2 separate regions of the Homo sapiens genome follow, and region 2 is linked to region 1. A link is an interaction called in ENCODE POLR2A ChIA-PET data of the cell type or tissue named here. Cell type or tissue: A673. All regions are shown on one strand. Each heading gives the region's core, and the rest is flanking DNA. Links, peaks and the distances in the headings are about the cores only.

Region 1 (5,386 bases), core at 221-5,220:
TAAAAGTTTTGTTTAATTCTAAGATGCCATCATAGTGAACAACCTTAACTTTTATGCTACATAATTATATTCAAAGCTTTATGTATTTTTGTTTATAATTACACAGTAATTATAAATGTTTAGTACCAACCTGATGACAAACACTATTTTGTTGAAAAGGTTTTGCATTTAAAAAGAAAAATATGTAAAATCCAAGGCACTAGGCCACGAACCAATATGACTTTTAAAGAAAACACTTTATATTGAAAAAAAAAAAAAAAAAAAAAAGCTAATGGGATCTCATTTCAAAACACAGCATATGTGAATTAATCAATCTGAAACCAATAACCATAACTCAAAATCTTCAAGACAGGAAACAAAACAGTACATATATATAGATATATAGATATATATATCTTTTAAAAATTTTTCATAATTGAAGTTCCTCTTTATATTTACAAAAAAATCAGGAAATACTGAAAGCAGCAAGATTCTTCTTTTTCCTTTTTCTTTTAATAACCAATTCCAGTAGCCTGAATAGAAATTTTCAAATTTTTCTTTTGGTAAAACTGCATTCTTGAATTAAAGTTATGATTGGAATATTAATATGTCTATAGGGAAAGCTTTCTAGTCTATTTCAAAATCATGTAAAAAGCAGTTTTGATATGTCATTGTTTCTTAAAATAATTTCCATATTTGCATAAAATGTACTGCTATTCTAAGTACATTCCTTTGTTAATATCAACCCTAGACCTTAGAGAGTGCCTGGATATATATCCCAAGCAGAATCTATTCCTATCAAAAGACCATAATCATCAAACATTTGAAGTATTACATTTCTAGCCTGCCTTACGGAAATGTTTAAGAAAGCAAGAAACCCTTCTTCACATGTCAGTAAGTGAACAGGGAAATGACCATTTTCAGCATAAAAGCAGCTCATGGGGCTTGTAATGAAAAAAATACATACAAGATAGCATTCTGCTTTGATGAGAAAACTGAGCTAATCTGAGTGAAACGAAAACAGTAAAGAGACTAGAAGCCAGATTGGTATTTTGCATCGTGTATGCTTGTTTGAAAATCTTTGCTCCTGAAGTAAATATTTGGCAACCACAGTGATTAGCAGTTAAAGCAATTTCAACAAAATAATAAGTCATCGAAAATGGACTATTTGTCTGAAAGAGCAGTACCTATATTATAAAGATTGAACTTCATGGCTCATTACAACCATTTTCAAAATTTAACTGCAACTATCTTCTTATAAATTAAGAGAATTCCATTTGTGTTCCATAGTGCGATGACAAAAAAAAAGTAAAAACAAAACAAAAAAACCCTCATGCCTAAATTTAGAATATTGTATTGTGTAGCAATCCAAAACATTCAAAACAAATTAAATAGTTTAACTTATGTGACAGGCAGATAAGCATTTCAAAAGCATAATGAAGTCCAATTATGTAGTGCATAATGTAGACAGGAGAAGAATCTAACATTATGCAGACATTTTCTAAATAAAAGCTCCCTGTAGGACAGCTATATATAAACATGGGTAAGGTAAGCGCAGACTAGTTCTGTGGAACCTTTTGAAATCAAGAGTCTAAAACACAATACATTTTTCAGGTAGGCACCAAGTTATCCTAAAAAATTTTCATGTCGGTTATTCTGACATTGTTTTTTCATCAGATACTCACATCAACAACACATGTGATTTGCCAGGAAAAAAAAAAAATTCCCCCCAAACCAAAACACCATTCCAGATCCAGTACACTTAAATATATCACTCTCACTGGAAGTGCTATTAGCATAGTCTTTGCAACTAGCCCAAAGCGTATATTTAAGAAGTTTTTATAAATTGTTTTGTGATGTTCATATGTTTAATTCTTATGCCAACTGTTTTCTGATGAAGACAGCATTGTGCTTTATGCGAGAATGAAAACCTCAAAATAATCACCATAAAGCTTCTAAGACTTATGGGAGAATAAACTAGGATGGTCCACAGATATAAGATGAAATCCACAATGTTGGAATTATAAATGTTTAGAGCGGCCCAGACTAGAAGACAAGCCCAAACCACCATTAGAAGAATGAAATACGATATGGTCCAAGATGTATCCTTAAAGTTTTGTCTCAACCCTCAGTCTGAATTGTGAGGATTGATCTTCAGTTCAGTCCAGCCAGCAGAAATTGACTGTGCAATTTTCTGTTGTATTTATTGTACAGACTATGTACATTCTAGAAGGTTCCTTTAGTGCTACACTGTTGTACTTTTTGTCCCAGCAATTTGAGGGCGTGCAAATTCCACAAAGTCATCAATAAGAACAGGCCATGCTCCTGGAAAAAAGAAAAAATATGAAAGAAAGAGAAGGGGGAAAAAAGCAGAAATAAGGCTAACATTTTAGTAGAATCCTTTTTTTAAGACTTCCTCATAAGCGTTAAAGTATATCATTCTTATCTATTCCCACTGATTAAGTCTTTCAAAACTCAAACTTTTTGGAGTTTTTACCCCAAATATTCCTTGTATTCCTTGTGATTTATTACTCCAACATTTGGTTGTTCCTTGAGTGATAAAAGTAACTTGTCTGGCAACTCATCAATAATATGATTTTCTCAAGGCCACTGCAGTCAGCCAATGGAAGTAATTTGGTCAAAACTGGCAGCCTGAGGCAGGAGAATGGTGTGAACCCGGGAGGCGGAGCTTGCAGTGAGATCGCGCCACTGCACTCCAGCCTGGGGGACAGAGCGAGACTCCCTCTCAAAACAAACAAACAAACAAACAAAAAACTGGCAGCCTAAGGAGCAGCTATGAAATGATAGCATGCTGCCAGTGCTGAAGGCATAGGAGGAGAAACAAGTTTTCAAGCATTCTGTGGCCATCTCACAAAGGAGATTAACAGGAAGTGTCAAATTCCATCCTATTTCATGCTAATACGTTACTAAAAGGTGTAAAATTGCATATATGCATGCCTCTACACATTCACATGCCCATCACCAAGTCAGAAAGCTCTCCATTTTTGTGTAAAACCTACCAGAAGACACAATTATTAGGTATATGCAGGATTAAACATTTCTCACTTTGCAGGGAAGATTATAAACGACAACGAAATGAAGAAAAGAAATAACATCATCCCTGATTAGCCTTAATGATTCCAGGACACTTTTAAATGATTCCAGGACACCGAGATCACAGGGGGTTTTTCAAAAAATATCTCCATCTTGCATCCTGCCAGTTCTCAAGTGGACTAGGGAAATATGTATGAAGAAATCAATGTAAATCACTTCTACATATAGAAAAATACAAGTCCACATCCTAGTAGTGGATGGTAGCACCATCTTTATACATTTATGAAGAAATAGCAGAAAAGTATTCAGTGATTATTTACTGAATGCCAATAGTACTATATTAGGCGGCTGAAGTAAGTTTCAAAAAAAAATAGGCTGGGCGCAGTGGCTCATGCCTGTAATCCCAGCACTTCGGGAGACCGAGGCGGGTGGATGACAAGGTCAGGAGTTCAACACCAGCCTGGCCAACATGGTGAAACCCCGTCTCTACTAAAAATACAAAAAATTAGGTGAACGTGGTGGCAGGCACCTGAAATCCCAGTTACTTGAGAAGCTGAGGCAGCAGAATCGCTTGAACCCAGGAGGCACAGGTTGCAGTGAGCTGAGACTGCGCCACTGCACTCCAGCCTGGGTGACAGAGCAAGACTCCATCTCAAAAAAAAAAAAAAAAAAAAAAGTCACTGAACTTAAGGAATTTACAACCAAGCTTATACAAAAGACTAACAGATGAAAAAGAGATACAAATAAGTACAAAAGTACATCAAGAAGTAAAAAGGTTCCTAAACTGAAAACCTAAAACATGGATAAAAATTACTTATGCCTTTCTGGAAGACATGAATGCTGAGTAGGAATTGAAGGAAACAGAAGAATATGGATTGGTAAATGTATGAAGGTATTTCATACATTCAGAAGAGCATTAAAAAAAGCTTGGAGCTGGTCACAGTGGCTCATGCCTATAATCCCAACACTTTGGGATGCCAAGGCAGGAGGATTGCTTGAGGCCAGGAGTACAAGAGAGCAAGACCCCTGCTTCTATAAAACATTAAGAAATTAGTCAGGCATTGCAGCGCATGCCTGTAGTCCTAGCTCCTTGGGAGGCTGAGGCAGGAGGACTGCTGAGCCCAGGAGTTTGAAGACTTGCAATAAGCCATGCTTGCACCAATGCACCTACCCTGGGCAACAGAATGAGACTCTATCTCAAAAAAAACAAAAACAAAACAAAAGCTCAGCGGAGGGAATTCCAACTCCGAGAAAAACAAAAGTACCTAAGAAGTTCAAGGGTATGGGATAAAAAGGCACATTAAAAAAAAGTGGTGTGGCAAAAATTTTCATTACCTTCTTCATCATAATTAGACATGTCATCTGCAATCATCGTACTGAAGTCTAAAAGAAGATTCCAAGTGTCTTTTGGTATTGATCGTTTATGATGTTCCTATTTAAAAAACAAAAACAAAATACATTTGTATCACTAAAAAGAGCTGCACAAAAACAGTTTGGACAATTTGAAATACAAGAATGCAAAACAATTATGTAACAAAATTCTGGTAATCAAATTTCTCATTCTATATCCAATACATTATGTTAATTTATCTTTAAACATAGCAGAATTTGAGAAAACAGAGAGAAATGTAGAAAATGTGAACTTACCAACAAAAATTTATTCCATAAGTCTAAGAATTTAAATCTTCCATTAAGCACTAAGTTCCAGTAGGCAATGGCCATTTCTAGATCTGAAATAGTAAAAATGAATTATGTATTTAAATGCTATAAATATTTGTCCCTGCAAAAATAACAAACAAACAAAAAAACAGGTATGACCAAAGAAAGTCTAAAAATAAAAAACTTGTATCCTGAATACTTATGTATTAAAAATTTCCTATACAAATGAGTCCAAAGTTTGTATCCTCCCTCTTCAAAAATGACCAGGGCCTTTAGGGCAAAAAATGATACTACTTATCTCACGGGGGAATTCTGTGTTTTAAATTAGAGAATGCAGTTAAACATAGTAGCTCACAAAAGTGTTCAAATATTAGTTACTGTACACCAGGGTTTCTCAACCTGGGCACTTCCAACATTTTAGGCCAGATAATTATTTGTTGTAGGGTGCTGTCCTGTGTACTGTAGGAAATTTAGCAATATCTCTGACCTCCATCCACTAGATGCCAGTAGCAGCTTCACTCAGCCCCCACTGGTGACAATAAAAAATGTCTCCATATATTGCCAAAGACAACCTGAGGGCCAACCCAGATGAGAATCCCTGATGTACACCTACAGGTTGGAAGGTGAAGGACTGCTCTTCAATCCTAAGTAACCTTATGCTCTAAATTATTTACTGACTGATCCTGACCACAAA
Region 2 (5,386 bases), core at 331-5,330, 500 kb after region 1:
CAGATGCAGCTCTGCATCCCCTTTTGAGACACTCTTGAAGGACAGTAGTGAAGGGAAATCCCCCCTACTGCAGTGGGCAGAACCTTAAACAGTGCACATGTCACTTTGTTTTGAAGGAGAAATGTCCAGACATGTGATTATATAGCAATTTATGAGCTGTAGCCAATGGTTTGGCTGAATGGTCAGAAACTTGGAAGGGACATGATTGTAAAAGCAAGGAAATTTGGGGAAAAGGTATATGGATAGACCTCTCTGAATAGGCAAAAATGTGAAGATATTTGTGTCCCATGTGAATGGTCACAAAAGGGTGATAGCAGAGGAGGATTTTCATAGTCAAGTAAATAACTTGTTTTGTGGATATCAGCCAGCCTCTTTCCTCAGCCACTCCAGTCATTGCCCAGTGGGCTCATGAACCAAGTGGCCATGGTGAAAGAGATAGAGAGTATGCATGGGCTGAGCAACATGAACCTCCATTCACCCAACCTGCAATTGGCAGAGTGCCCAATCTGCCAGCAGCAGAGACCAACACTGATAAGGCACCATTCCCTGAAGAGATCAGCCAGCTTCCTGGTGGCAGGTTGATTATATTGGACTACTTCCATCATGGAAGGGGCAGCAGCATTTGTAAATTTCTGGAATAGGCACTCTCAATACAGATCTGCCTTCCATGCACACAATGCTTCTGCTGCAACTACCATCCGTGGAGTTAAAGAATGCCTCATCTACTGCCATCGTATTCCACACAGCATTGCTTCTCATCCGGGAGCTCACTTAACAGAAATAAAGTGTGGAATGACCCACGATCATAGAATTTACTGATCTTATGTTCCCCAGCATCCTGGAGCAGCTGGCTTGATAGAACAGTGGAATGGCTTCTTGAAGACTCAGTTATAGTACCAGTGAGGTGGTGATACCTTGCAGGGCTGGGGCAAGATATGCATATGCTCTGAATTAACATTCAAAATATGATATTCTTTCTCCCATAGGCAGGATTCATGGGCCCAGGAATCAAGGGGTGAAAATGGGAATGCTTATACCCTGCTGGTGGGGATGTAAATTCAGCCATTGTGAAAAGCAATTTCTGAAATAAATTAAGTCAGAATTACCATTCGACACAGTAATCCCATTATTGGGTATATGCCCAAAGTAATATAAATCATTCTACCGCAAAGACATATGCACCTGTATGTTTATTACAACACTATTCACAACAGCAAAGACATGGAATCAAGCTAAATGCCCATCAATAGTAGACTGATTCATGAAACTATGGTACATACACACCATGGAAAACCACAAAGCCAGAAAAAAGAATGAGATCATGTCCTTTGCAGCAACATGGGTGGAGCTGAAGGACATATCCTGAGCAAACTAATACAGGAACAGAAAACCAAATACCACATATCCTCACTTATAAATGGGACCTAAACAATGAAAATGCATGGACACAAAGGGGAATAGACACCACGGCCTGCTTGAGGGTGAACTGTGGGAAAAGGGGGAGGATAAAAAAGCTACTCTCTTGTTAGGTACATACACATTAAGGATTGTTACACCTTTGTGGAGAATTGAGCCTTATAATTACATAATGCTCCTCTTTATTGCTGATAATTTTACTTGCTCTGAAGTTTGCTTTATCTGAAATTAATATAGCTACTTCAGCCTACTTTTGATTAAAGTCAACATGGCTTATCTTTGCCTAGTTCTTTACCTTTATTCTATATGTCTTTATATTTAAAGTGGGTTTCTTGTAGACAACATACAGTTGGATCTTGTGGGTTTTTTTTTTTTTTTTTAATCCATTCTAATAGTCTTGTTCTTTTAACTGTGTATTTAAACCATTTAGATTTAAAATGATAATTAATATAGTTAAGTTAATATCCACCATATCTGTAACTTTTTTTATTTGTTGCTTGTGTTCTATTTTTTTTTTTTGTCTTCCACTCTTTTTCTGCCTTCTCTGGTTTTAATTCAGCATTTTATATGATTCCATTTTTTCTCTTCTGTTGGCATATTGTAGGAAACCAGAATATGTCACCCCAAAATGTGCCTCATTGACATAAGGATTACTTTGAGCTGATCGTTTTGAAAAACAACAGACACAAGACAAGCTCTGAAAACAAGAGTAACATTTACCCTCTTGTGTTATGCCATTCTTGTGTTCTTATAAAGGAATACCTGAGACTGAGTAATTTATAAAGAAAAGAGGTTTAATCAGCTCACAGTTCTGCAGGCTTTACAGGAAACATGGTGCTGGCATCTGCTTCTGCTGAGGGCTTCAGAAGCTTAGAATTATGGTAGAAGGCAAAGGGAGAGCAGGCAGTGTCACATAGTGAGAGAGGGAGCAAGAAAAAGAGGAAGGAGGTGCCACACATTTTTTTTTTTTTTTAAGAGACAGAATTTCGCTTTTGTTGCCCAGGCTGGAGTGCAATGGTGCAATCTCAGCTCACCACAACCTCCGCCTCCCGGGTTCAAGTGATTCTCCTGCCTCAGCCTCCCAAGTAGCTGGGATTACAGGCATGTACCACCACGCTCAGCTAATTTTGTATTTTTAGTAGAGACGGGGTTTCTCCATGTTGGTCAGGCTGGTCTCGAACCACCGACCTCGGGTGATCCGTCTGCCTCAACCTCCCAAAGTGCTGGGATTACAGGCATGAGCCATCATGCCCGGCCAGTGCCACACACTTTTAAACAACCAGACCTCACAAGAATTCACTCATTTTTGCAAGGACAGCACCAGGCCATTCATGAGAGATCTGCCCCCATGACCCAAGCACCTCCCACCAGGCCACACCTTTAATACTGGAGATTACATCTCAATATGAGATTGGAGGGGATAAAGATCCAAACTATATCACCTCTTGTAAGGGCAATTCACATTTATAAAGAACAATCTCCATTTGTAAGGGTGTCTTCCTTCTCTGAACCAGGAAGACAAGGATAATTAAATCACAAAAAAAAAATTCTCATTGATGGAAAAGGTATCAACTTAAATCTGCATAACAGACCTTACTCTTGTTTGCCATACTTTTCCTGCCATACTTTTCCTGATCACTTCTCTATAACTGGCCTCCCCGACACCATTCTTTCTTTATTTCAGCTGAAGATAGTATTTAAGCTTGAATTCTAAGCAAGGAGGGAGGTGCCACACACTTTTAAACAACCAGATCTTATGAGAACTCACTCACTATTGTAAGGACAGCACCAAACTAAGTAACTCTCTTTGAGAGTTACTCATTTTTCCCTGGATATCTCCCACATATAGACAAGGATACATAGTCATAAGACAAAATTACAACAAATTTAGTTTAAAGATCTTAATTAGCTTTTATTTGCAATTCCAGAATCAGGCAACATTTCAATCTATAGAATAGAATGGGCCAGGCGCGGTGGCTCACAAGGTCAGGAGATCAAGACCATCCTGGCTAACACAGTGAAACCCCATCTGTACTAAAAATACAAAAAACTAGCCAGGTGTGGTGGCAGGCACCTGTAGTCCCAGCTACTCGGGAGGCTGAGGCAGGAGAATGACATGAGCCCAGGAAGTGGAGCTTGCAAGTGAGCCGAGATTGTGTCACTGCACTCCATCCCGGGAGACAAAGGGAGACTCTCTCAAAAAAAAAAAAAAAAAGTTGAATGGATGTTCTGATGAGCTGAGCAGAAGGAGCTGGTTTTATAGAAAGAAATGTTGGTTTTCCTCTGTTTCTAAGGAAAGCAGAAACAGAGAACAACAACAACAAAAATGGATTGGTCATTTCAAAGTCAAAGGTTAAAGCAGAAGAGACTTTTTTTATCATGCTAGCTAAAACTGGCCTGTTTGGGAATTGGATATTTTCTCTCTCTCTCTCTCTCTCTCTCTCTCCCCCCCACCCCTCCCGCCTCTCCCCTACTCCCTTTTTCTCTCCTGATTTCTCAAAAAGTCAGATAAATAACTTAGTTTCAGCTTGGTAGCATGGAACTTTAGTATGATTCCATTTTGGTTTGGTCTATTGGGCATAGGAAAGGATCTCAATTTAAATCAGTCACCTCCTATAAATTTTATTTAACACATGTTATGTTAATAAACTTGTTTGTTTTTCTATGGTTAATCTTCATTTGTTACAAGGGGTCCCACCTAAGAAGTATGAAGGGTAGAGGAAAAAAATTTTTCTCCCTTACAGTTTCAATTATACATCTTTTTAAAAAAAGTTAGTGATGTCCTAGAGTTTTCCATTTACATTTACAACTAATATAAGTAAATCTTCTTTCAAATAACATTACACCACTTCATATGTAGTACAAGTATCTTAATGACAGAGTATTCCCAATTCCTCCCTCTCATCCTTTATGACGTTTCTGTCATTTACTTCACTTATCTAGAAGCGATCATCACTCAGCACATTGTTGCTATTATTATTTTTAACAAACTATTAACTGCTAAATAAACTGAGAATCAGAAAAATAAGAGGTTATACATTACCTTCATTTATTCTTTCTATAATGCTCTTTCTTTAATATGAGCTTTTGAATTATTTACCTTCTTTCTGAAGAACTTCTGTTAATGTTTCTTGCAAGGCAGGTCTATTGGTGACAAATTCCCTCAGCTTTCATTTTTCTAAGAATGTCTTTATTTCTCCTTCATTTTGAAGGATAATTTCACTCAATACAGAATTTCAGATTGATCATTTTTTCTTTCAATAATTTAAATATTTCACTTCACTCTTCTTGCATGGATAGTTTCTGAGAAGTCTAATGTAATTCCTCCAAAGGTAAGGTGGCTTTTTTTTCTGGCTACTTTCATGATTTTCTCTTTGTCTTTGATTTCCTGCAATTTGAATATATGTCTAGATGTTGATTTTTTTTGTTCATTTATCGTGGTTGGTGTTATGTCACCTTCCTGGATTTGTGAATTGGTATCTGCCATTATTTTTGGAAAAGTCACAGCCATTATCACTTCAAACATTTCTTCAAATGATTTTTCCTTTCACTCTTTCTGATCTTTCTGTTGTTTCCATTATGCATATGTAGGATATAATAAATTCCTCTTCAAAGGTTTGAGCCTGTAAATTGTTAAGTACAACGAGTTCTGAGATCCTCTCCAAAGAAACAATGTATCAATGTGTTCAGCTCCCCGTTCTTTGTTCTTCATTTTAAAGTTTAACTTCCTCGTTCTCCTCGTGTCCTTGCCCCTAGTTTCAGTAAATAACCCACCAGTTCTAATCAGTCGTTCACATGTGTTCTCCTGGTCACCTGCTCCTTCCTGAGTCACCCCTGGTCACTTGCTCTGACCTAAGTCACCTTTAGTCACCTGTTCCATAACTGTCTTTCTCGCCAAAGCTACTCACCCTGTCACTCCAACTCATACCCCACTGTCTTTAAAATAGCCAATTGGAATTAACTTAGACTG

Evidence for each region. ChIA-PET counts read pairs that join two places held together with the same protein. Peaks named below come from ENCODE experiments on the same cell type or tissue, not always from the same donor. Only the 100,000 strongest peaks of a DNase experiment are listed, where the experiment ranks them.
Region 2: POLR2A ChIA-PET joins it to region 1 with 6 read pairs; 3 of 35 experiments call an interaction of 5 or more read pairs at or near these places.

Annotation. Positions count from the first base shown.
Region 1 is chr3:182,942,870-182,948,255 of GRCh38, forward strand. It overlaps DCUN1D1 (defective in cullin neddylation 1 domain containing 1), which reads right to left. Exons shown (of 7, transcript NM_020640.4): 5 at 4,681-4,763; 6 at 4,369-4,465; 7 at 1-2,304. The coding sequence ends at 2,225. Among named protein-coding and RNA genes, the nearest start is that of DCUN1D1, 35 kb to the right of the region's middle. In A673, for the core only: no CTCF peak of the experiment used is centred there; a DNase peak (open chromatin) is centred at 2,882.
Region 2 is chr3:183,438,415-183,443,800 of GRCh38, forward strand. No RefSeq gene overlaps it. Among named protein-coding and RNA genes, the nearest start is that of SNHG33, 6.5 kb to the right of the region's middle. In A673, for the core only: no CTCF peak of the experiment used is centred there; no DNase peak of the experiment used is centred there.